3 separate regions of the Homo sapiens genome follow, and regions 2 and 3 are each linked to region 1. A link is a contact called in ENCODE Hi-C or POLR2A ChIA-PET data. All regions are on one chromosome and are shown on one strand. Each heading gives the region's core, a stretch centred on a gene start or an enhancer-like site at or near the end of the contact. The rest is flanking DNA. Distances are from core to core; before and after follow the strand shown.

Region 1 (2,809 bases), core at 116-2,615:
AGCTTGAAAGGCGATCACTTGAGGTGTCTTCAAGAAGGCAGGACCTAGTTACTTACTCACTTTCTGTGCAGGAGGAAGAGATGACTATCTTCATGATAGGGCAGTGCTAAGTCACTGCTACTCCTCAGCCAGTTCCAAAAGAGGAACAAGAAATGCACGGGTGGGGCCATCCCAGATGGTCGGCCATGCGCCCACAAGGGAAGTGGAAGGTGCCGTGGGCGAGTGCAAGAAGCAGCGTAGTGAAAAAGGAAAGCCACCCACTCTGGGGATGTTGTGTTATATTACTTACGGGCCACTGAGAAACTGCTGGCAAGGAAAGGGGAACCAAGATTGGAGAGAGAATGAATATAAATGAATCCAAAGAGAAATGTCACCTCCCAAGACCAACCAGGCGACAGAGCCCTTCTGTATGACCAAGGCCGTCTATAGCCACTTTTATCTAAAACGGATGGACATGGTGCACACATGGCCTCTGTTCTCCAGAGATGTCGAGGGAGGAACAGTACACCATCTACCAACAGAAACTGGAGAGGAGGGCCCCAGAAGAACCTGCAGCATGGCAGACCTCAGTTTTCCCACCCATAAACTTGGAACAGCAGTCCTCTTGAGCAAGCTGGGTTATATAAGCATGAAAAGGAAGAATTAAGTGCTGACACCACAGGACCAATGAACCCATTATGCAACTGAATCTCCGGTTTAAGGAAATACAAAATCTGTCTCCACTGAAGGCCAACAACCTTTCCACTAAGCATCCCAGAGCCCCAAGAGAAGCTGAGGATGGCCCACAGGCACACAGACATGCCAAAGGTGAGATGAGGATCCGTGTCATGAATACACAGGCTAAGACTTCAGTGCTTCCTGTTCATGTTTCAGTGGGGAGGGTGGGATGGGGGTTGGGGGGGGGGGACAATGTTGCCACTAATCACCTTCCTTAACACATCAGAAAAAGGTTGACAGTGAGTGGGCACGCTTCAGTGTTTGCTAGCACCAGCTTGTTCAGCCCGAACAGGTCGGACAGGTTGGATATTTAAACAAAGGCGGAAAAATGTAAGGTATAAAGCCCTGTGAAGTGCTACGGTGGAAATGCTGCCAGCTCCCTGCAGGTTTCATTTTGTGATCTAATGCTGGAAGTCAGGCTCCCTCTTGACTTTGCTACTTTCGAGTTATGAAACTAAACCGGACACACACTCAGGACCTGTTCAAAGTTCTCAGTGCATCAGACGAGGGGCATGGTGGGAGAGGACACCTGGGCATGTTGCATTCCGGAGCAGAGGCCAGCTCTCTGCTAGTCATCCTACCCCCAGCAAGCCCATCCCTAACCTTCCCTAACCTAATTTCTCACTCTCACCACTGCCTGCTGTTCAAGTGTGGGCAAGCACGATGTTCCAGATTCTGCTGCCATCCACCAGTTTTACCCGGTAAGACTGAGCTGCTGAAATACCTCAACAAGATATGTCAAAAATACTGTACTGCTTGCATTAAAGATAAAATTTATTTTGCATTTCCTTTCCAAAACACAAACTGACAACAACTCTGCTAAAACAGAAGAAAACTTAAGTTATAAATATTAGCATCCAGTTGGCCAAATGATAAAAAACTAATTATGAACCAGATCATAAATTTGAGAACCAGTGATAGGACGAAAAAGGCTTGATTGTTGCTTAACATGTCCACTGAGGGGACAGTGTCCACTTGGACAGTTTTATGATTGTTATGCTCTTTGGCATAACTGAACATGAACTTGGTCAATTCAATTCAGAGAGAAATTCTAAATCAAAAGTAAGCATCGGCCACAAGAGGTTTTTCAAATATTTCTTCAAAAATATAAAATAGGCCAGGCATGGTGGCTCACGCCTGTAATCCCAGCACTTTGGGAGGCTGAGGTGGTCGGATCACCTGAGGTCAGGAGTTTGAGACCCGCCTGGCCAACATGGTGAAACCCCATCTCTACTAAAAATACAAAATTAGCTGGGTATGGTGGCGCATGCCTGTTATCCCAGCTACTCGGGAGGCTGAAGCAGGAGAATTGCTTGAACCCAGGAGGCAGAGATTGTGCCATTGCGCTCCAGCCTGGGCGACAAGAGTGAAACCTCATCTCAAAAAAGAAAAAAAAAAAAATACACACACACACACACACACACACACACACACACACATATACACACATACATATATATATATACACACACATACATACATATATACACACACACATATATATAAAATAAGCTGTGCTGATTGTTAAAGGGTATTAGAAAAGAAAAAAACACAAAGTAAAAGGGAAAAATGTTTTGAGGAAGGTCAAGTCTAGCAAATAAAAAACAGGCTACACAAGAGACTGTCAATTAAAATTGGCCAACTTTTAGCTTTGATAATTTTCTTACACTTTTTATCTAATTTGAAGAATAAAATTCAGTGACAGATCACACTTGCCTACCCTTTTTCTCAGAGGATAGTGGCAGCTTTCGATTATTCACAGATTTCTAAAATGCAAAGTAAAAATTCTGGAAAGAACCACAGAATCTCATCTAATAGTATTAATGCAAATCCACACTAAGAAAGTATAAAAATAGGCCAGGCATGGTGGAGTGTGCCTGTAGTCCCAGCTACTCGGGAGGGTAAGGTGGGAGGATCGCTTGAGCCTGGGAGGTTGAGGTTGCAGTGAGCTATGATGGCACCACTGCACTCCACCCTGGGAGACAGAGTGAGACCCCGTCTCAAAACAAAACAAAACAAAACAAAAAAATCACACACACACACAAAACCCAAGCACACACACATATATATGTAAACATCATAGAACAAGCAA
Region 2 (2,809 bases), core at 189-2,688, 340 kb after region 1:
TTTTTTCTTTTGTCACAGCTATTTTTAATCTTGATTGGTTCAGAAGTTGAGGCATCCTGAAATTCTACTGGGTCCAGTCATAGCTGCATATACAATATACACCCTTCCCTTTGTTGGCTGTATGGGCATCTTTTTTCATTTCTTGATCTTTTCTCTAGTTGTTGCTTACAACACATCATAGTCAGACGATCAAGATTTATCCTCTCGGAATTTCTCTTAATAGTTCAACTGCTGGAGTCAGACAATTGAGTTCAAGTCTCACTTGCAAGCTCTGTGACCTTGAGCAAGTTCACCAGTCTTTCTAAATCTCATCTGTTAAATAGGCATAATAATGGTGCCAACTCACAGGGCTGGTGAGGATTAAAAGAGATTATTCACATAATGCCCTTAGCCCGGTGTCTGGCACTCAGTAAATTGTGACTGTATTTATCTCTCCTCTGCCAACCTCACCCTGCCTTCATACAGAGCCGTGCCTCCAGGGTGATCGGAAGCCTCAGCACCAGCATCCCCAGCAGCCTGTAAGAAATGCAAGTTTTCCATCCCACCTCGGACCCACACAGTCATCCCTGGGAGATCTATGTGTGGGACAAGTGTCAGAGGCACCCTACACTAGATTCTAGCTTCCTTCCACCTCCGGGTGGTTCTGCACACCAGCTCACACTTTGCTCTCAGGTCCTGCCCCACCTCATTCCTGGGAACAGTCCGGCTGCAGGTGTGGAAAGAGATGGAGGTAGATTCTGGGAAAGGGCTGTTGACTCAGTACTTCTGGATGGACCAAGGGCGTGGAGGGTATTTGGCCCATCCCTGCCTCAAGCACAGCCAGCAGAAAGGGGAACTGAAAGGAATTTCTGAGTATGCCTCAAGGAAGCCAGGGGAATTAAGCAAGCCCTTGGGGGAGGGGAAGGGCCTGAATCCCTGAATAAAGGTGAGGCAAGTCGGCTCTGGGATGCAAGCTTCCCAGTAAGGCTGCAACGGGATGCCCAGCTCCCTGATCAGCAGCTCTCCCTCTCCGTCACTCCACACCCTTCCGCCAGCCCCAGGGGACAGCGGCTGCATGTCCCAGCTGCACTGCCTGCTTTCCTCCACAGCTGTACCGGGAAGACAGTCCAGCCCCCACCCGTCACTCCTCTGACAAACGTTTGCCCTGGTCACCACGTATCTGGGTCATAACCAACAGATCTGCTTATTTGCCTCATATGGAAAGTTGTGAGCTCACTCAGGCCAGGATTTCAGTCATTCCTGCAACCACTATTTACCAAGTACACTGTGGCCAGGCTTCATCTGGGGGCCAGGATACAGCTGAGAACAAGGCAGACGAGGACCACAGCTAGCACCCCTTGTCCCGGCAGACTCATCCCACCAGCGGGGCTCGACTGATCCCCTTGCCTCTGCTCTCCCTCCCTAGGCTCCACCTACTCAGAAGTCCTCGGGCAGCATTTAAGGACACGAATCACCTGACTTCACTGCGGGGAAATCCTCTCACGGCATGACTTCCTGTCACAGTAGAATAGAACCCACGCTCCGACCCATGACCTACAGCTCTCAGCATGCTCACTCTAAGAGCTCTGCCAGCTTACAGCCCTCACGTCCTCATGGTGCCAGCAGCCTCCAAACCTGGTCCTGCGACACAGGATCTCTGTTGGTTCCTCATCCTGGGATGCTTTTCCCAGACCCTCCATGTCTAGCTCCTTCCTCCCATTATCTGACAGCTCTGTGGAATGCAACCCCACCCACCCATCATCACTATCTCCCATTCTGCCTTAGTTTCTTCCTTCGTTCTTCCTTTTCTTTTTGACAAGGTCTTGCTCTGTTGCCCAGGCTGGAGTTCAATAGTGCAATCATGGCTCACTGCAGCCTCAACCTCCTTGATCCTTGATCCTCCCATCTCAGCCTCCCAGGTAGCTGGGACCACAGGTGTAAGCCACCAAACCTGGCTAATTTTTGTTGTTGTTGTTTGCGTTTTTGAGAAAGGGTCTCACTCTGTTGCTCCCTGGGTTCAAGTGATTCTCCCATCTGAGCCTCCCGAGTATCTGGGACTATAGGCACGTGCCACTACGCCCGGCTAATTTTTGTTTTTGTTTTTGCTTTTGTTTTTGTTTGAGACTGAGTCTCACTCTGTTGCCCAGGCTGGAGTGTAGTGGTGCAATCTCCACTCACCGCAACCTCCACCTCCTGGGTTCAAGCGATTCTCCTGCCTCAGTCTCCCAAGTAGCTGGGATTACAGGCGCATGCCACTATGCCCGGCTAATTTTTGTATTTTTAGTAGAGATGGGGTTTTGCCATGTTGGCCAGGCTGGTCTTGAACTCCTGACCTCAGGTGATCCACCCACCTCAGCCTCCCAAAGTGCTAGGATTACAGGCATGAGCCACTGCACCCAGCCAGACTTGCTAATTTTTGTATTTTTTTTGTAGAGACGGAGTTTCACTATGTTGCCCAGGCTGGTCTTGAACTTCTGGGCCAAGTGATCTGCCAAAGTGCTGGGATTACATGTGTGAACCACCATGACTGGCCTGCCTTAGTTTTCTTAGTAGTATTTATCCCTGCCTAAAATTCTCTTCGATGACTATTGTCTTACACATGCATTTGTTTACTGATTTCTCTCCTTCCCTAGAACGTACAAGTTCCATGGAAGCAGAGACTTAGTTGGCTTGTTCACCACTCTATCTCCAATGCCTAGATGGTGGCTGGCACTCATGAGGAGCTCAATAAATATATGTTGAATGAATGGATGGAAAATGGTTGGATTTGGAGTTTATAGAATATCTCACTAAATTCTGGTCCTGAGGTCTTTTTTCTCCCACTCCCTCA
Region 3 (2,809 bases), core at 120-2,619, 320 kb after region 1:
TTCAAGGGCAAAGGCTTCTTTCCTCGGTCTCACTTGGATCTAGGCATGGTCAAGGGGAAAGCTACGGCTAATGGACTAAAAGCAGAAGTATCATGTTCAACTTCTGGGAAGTAGTATTAAAGAGAGGGGGTGTGTCCTTATTTCTCTTTCCTACTTGCTGCGGGCTAGAATGTGGATGTGGTAGCTGGAGCTCAGTAGCCATTTTGGGCCATGAGGTAGAAGCTCTGTGTTGATAAGAAGCCTGGGTTCCTGACGATCTTGGCCAGTATTGCAACCCTGGACTGCTGACCGTTACTATTTATGTGAAAGCTATATAAACTTGCATTTCTTTTTATTTTTATTTTTTTTTTTTTGAGATGGAGTCTCACTCTGTCACCCAGGCAGGAGTGCAGTGTCACGATCTCAGCTCACTGCAACCTCTGCCTCCCAGGCTCAAGCAATTCTCCTGCTTCAGCCTCCCAAGTAGCTAGGACTACAGGCGCACACCACCATGCCCAACTAATTTTTGTATTTTTAGTAGAGACGGGGTTTCACTGTGTTGGCCAGGCTGGTCTCAAACTTCTGACCTTGTGATCTGCCCACCTTGGCCTCCCAAAGTGCTGGGATTACAAGCGTGAGCCACTGTGCCTGGCTACAAACTTGCATTTCTGACAAGCTATAGTTATTTTTGGGTTTTTCTGAAACTTACAAATGAACCCATTTCTACCTAATGTACCATGGAAAGTAAATACACACACACACACACACACACACACACACACACACACACGAGAAGAAACAGCATTGCTTGGCTTCAAATCCAAACTCCACTACTTGCTAAGTGCTGTGTGTCTTTAGACAAGTTTCTTAACATTTCTGTGCTTCAGTTTCCAAACTGAGAAACTGGGAATAATAATAGTAACAACTGTGTAGTTTTTGTTTGGCTGGGTTTTTTTGTTTTTTTGTTTTTTGTTTTTGGAGGAGCAGATTAAATGAGAGAATATATTTATTTAAAGACATAGAACAGTGGTCTATACATAGCAAAGATTTGATACATGTTAGCGACGATCATCATGTAGGCACCATCCACATTTTCTTTTTCTTAAAACAGACTTTCACACTATTGCCCAGGCTGGAGTGCAGTGGCACAATCTTGGCTCACTGCAACCTCTGCCTCCTGGGTTCAAGCGATTCTTCTACCTCAGCCTTCCCAGTTGTTGGGATTACATGCGCCTGTCACCGTGCCAAGCTAATTTTTGTGTTTTTAGTAGAGACGAGGTTTCACCATGTTGGCCAGGCTGATCTCGAACTCCTGACCTCAAGTGATCCACCCACCTTGGCCTCCCAAAGTGCTGGGATTACAGGCGTGAGTCACTGCACCTCTTGGCAAACCATTTACACTTTCATTTCCTCATACTCTGCCTCTCCATACTAAAGAGTTTTCCTCATACTCTGCCTCTCCAAAACTATAGGGTTTTACCAAATATGTTTCCCCTTATTTTGTTTTCATTTGATGACTTCCATTAATGTCCCAGAACACAAAAAGAAACCATGTTAAGAGTAGTCAAAATGCAGTTTATGCATAGGCAGCCAAGGTATTTTCTTCAGACAATCTGCTGTAAGGCATGGGGTTGAGGAATGAACTGTGTCTAGAAAAATGGGTCGCTGGGGTTTGCTCTGTGTTCTCAATAACTTCCCTGTTCTGGTTATGAGTTCTTAGATTGTGTAGAAACATAAACTTCATAGCAGTAAGCACTAATCAGTACCTAGAGAAAGAGTAGCCTTCTCTGCTTAGAGGTTGTCTTTCTCAGTTTCTAAAGAAGCCTAAGTTTGAATACCATCTGTTCATTTGTTTATTTATTGAGTTATTCATGGGGATACAAAGTTAGATAAGAAGGGGTCCAGACTCCTAAGATGCTCACAGTTGAGTAAAGAAGGCAGATGCAGCTGCATTTCCTGTGCCTCTCTGGACATGCCTCTTCTCATGTCTGGCTCTCTGAGCCATGGGTGTCAGTGGGTGATTAACAGTTTGCTAGCAATAAAAGGTGGGGTGGTGCTTCTGGGAACTGATCCTCCAGAGGCGTCTGCACACGTATGGAAGGATGTACGTGAGCAGTTATTCACGGCAGCATCTCTTGTAGGAGCAGAAGCCTGGAAGCAACCCAAGTGTCGTCTTTAGAGGACTGGGTAATCCGTGAACATCCCACACATGAATACTACACAGCAGGGCAAAGGAGCAGGGCTGCTGTCTGTGCACAGACCTGGCAAGCTTTCCAGAAAATGCCGTGAAGAGACAAAAGCAAAAAGCATTGAGTATATATAGCTGGTTATATTTTGTGTAAGAAAATAGCATCTGTGTCAGTATTTGCTTGTATTTTCAGGAAGACTGGAAAGATATCAGTGACCTTAGAGAATATAAAGTAAGATAAAGGGTAACTCTAAGTGGAACAAGTTTTTTTTTGTTTGTTTGAGATGGAGTCTCACTCTGTCGCCTAGGCTGCAGTGCAGTGGCGTGATCTCGGCTCACTGCAACCTCCGCCTCCTGGGTGCAAGCGATTTTCCTGCCTCAGCCTCCTGAGTAACTGGGACTACAGGCATGCACCACCATGCCCCGCTAATTATTTTGTATTTTTAGTAGAGATGGGGTTTCACCATGTTGGTTAGGCTGGTCTCAAACTCCTGACCTCAAATGATCCGCCCACCTCAGAATTAGGTTTTAATGTTATAATTTGATAATTATCCTATTCAACAACATATCAAATCTGAAAGAAATCACATGAATTTTTTTTTATTATTATACTTTAAGCTCTAGGGTACATATGCACAACGT

The links. A loop is a pair of places that touch in the nucleus more often than their neighbours do. ChIA-PET counts read pairs that join two places held with the same protein, here RNA polymerase II (POLR2A). Pooled maps may share reads with other maps.
Region 2: a pooled map shows a loop between it and region 1 (2.9-fold over the local background). The contact joins two enhancer-like sites. A Hi-C loop is called at or near these places in 2 of 50 pooled maps. POLR2A ChIA-PET finds 5 or more read pairs at or near these places in 2 of 52 experiments (K562 and OCI-LY7).
Region 3: a loop to region 1 is called in a pooled map, with 2.2 times the contacts of the local background. The contact joins two enhancer-like sites. A Hi-C loop is called at or near these places in 2 of 50 pooled maps. POLR2A ChIA-PET finds 5 or more read pairs at or near these places in 2 of 52 experiments (BJ and OCI-LY7).

Annotation. Positions count from the first base shown.
Region 1 is chr6:7,199,592-7,202,400 of GRCh38, reverse strand. All of the region lies in intron 6 of RREB1 (ras responsive element binding protein 1), which reads right to left. Among named protein-coding and RNA genes, the nearest start is that of RREB1, 93 kb to the right of the region's middle. RefSeq lists enhancers at 57-106, 157-306, 1,071-1,365. Within about 2 kb of position 1,365, at least 21 of the 41 ENCODE cell types and tissues checked have a DNase peak (open chromatin) inside an H3K27ac peak, as active enhancers do.
Region 2 is chr6:6,855,365-6,858,173 of GRCh38, reverse strand. No RefSeq gene overlaps it. Among named protein-coding and RNA genes, the nearest start is that of LINC03055, 29 kb to the left of the region's middle. RefSeq lists an enhancer at 319-1,518. Within about 2 kb of position 1,438, at least 21 of the 41 ENCODE cell types and tissues checked have a DNase peak (open chromatin) inside an H3K27ac peak, as active enhancers do.
Region 3 is chr6:6,878,276-6,881,084 of GRCh38, reverse strand. The region is part of intron 1 of LOC105374903 (a long non-coding RNA gene); the gene reads left to right. Among named protein-coding and RNA genes, the nearest start is that of LINC03055, 6.0 kb to the left of the region's middle. Within about 2 kb of position 1,369, at least 4 of the 41 ENCODE cell types and tissues checked have a DNase peak (open chromatin) inside an H3K27ac peak, as active enhancers do.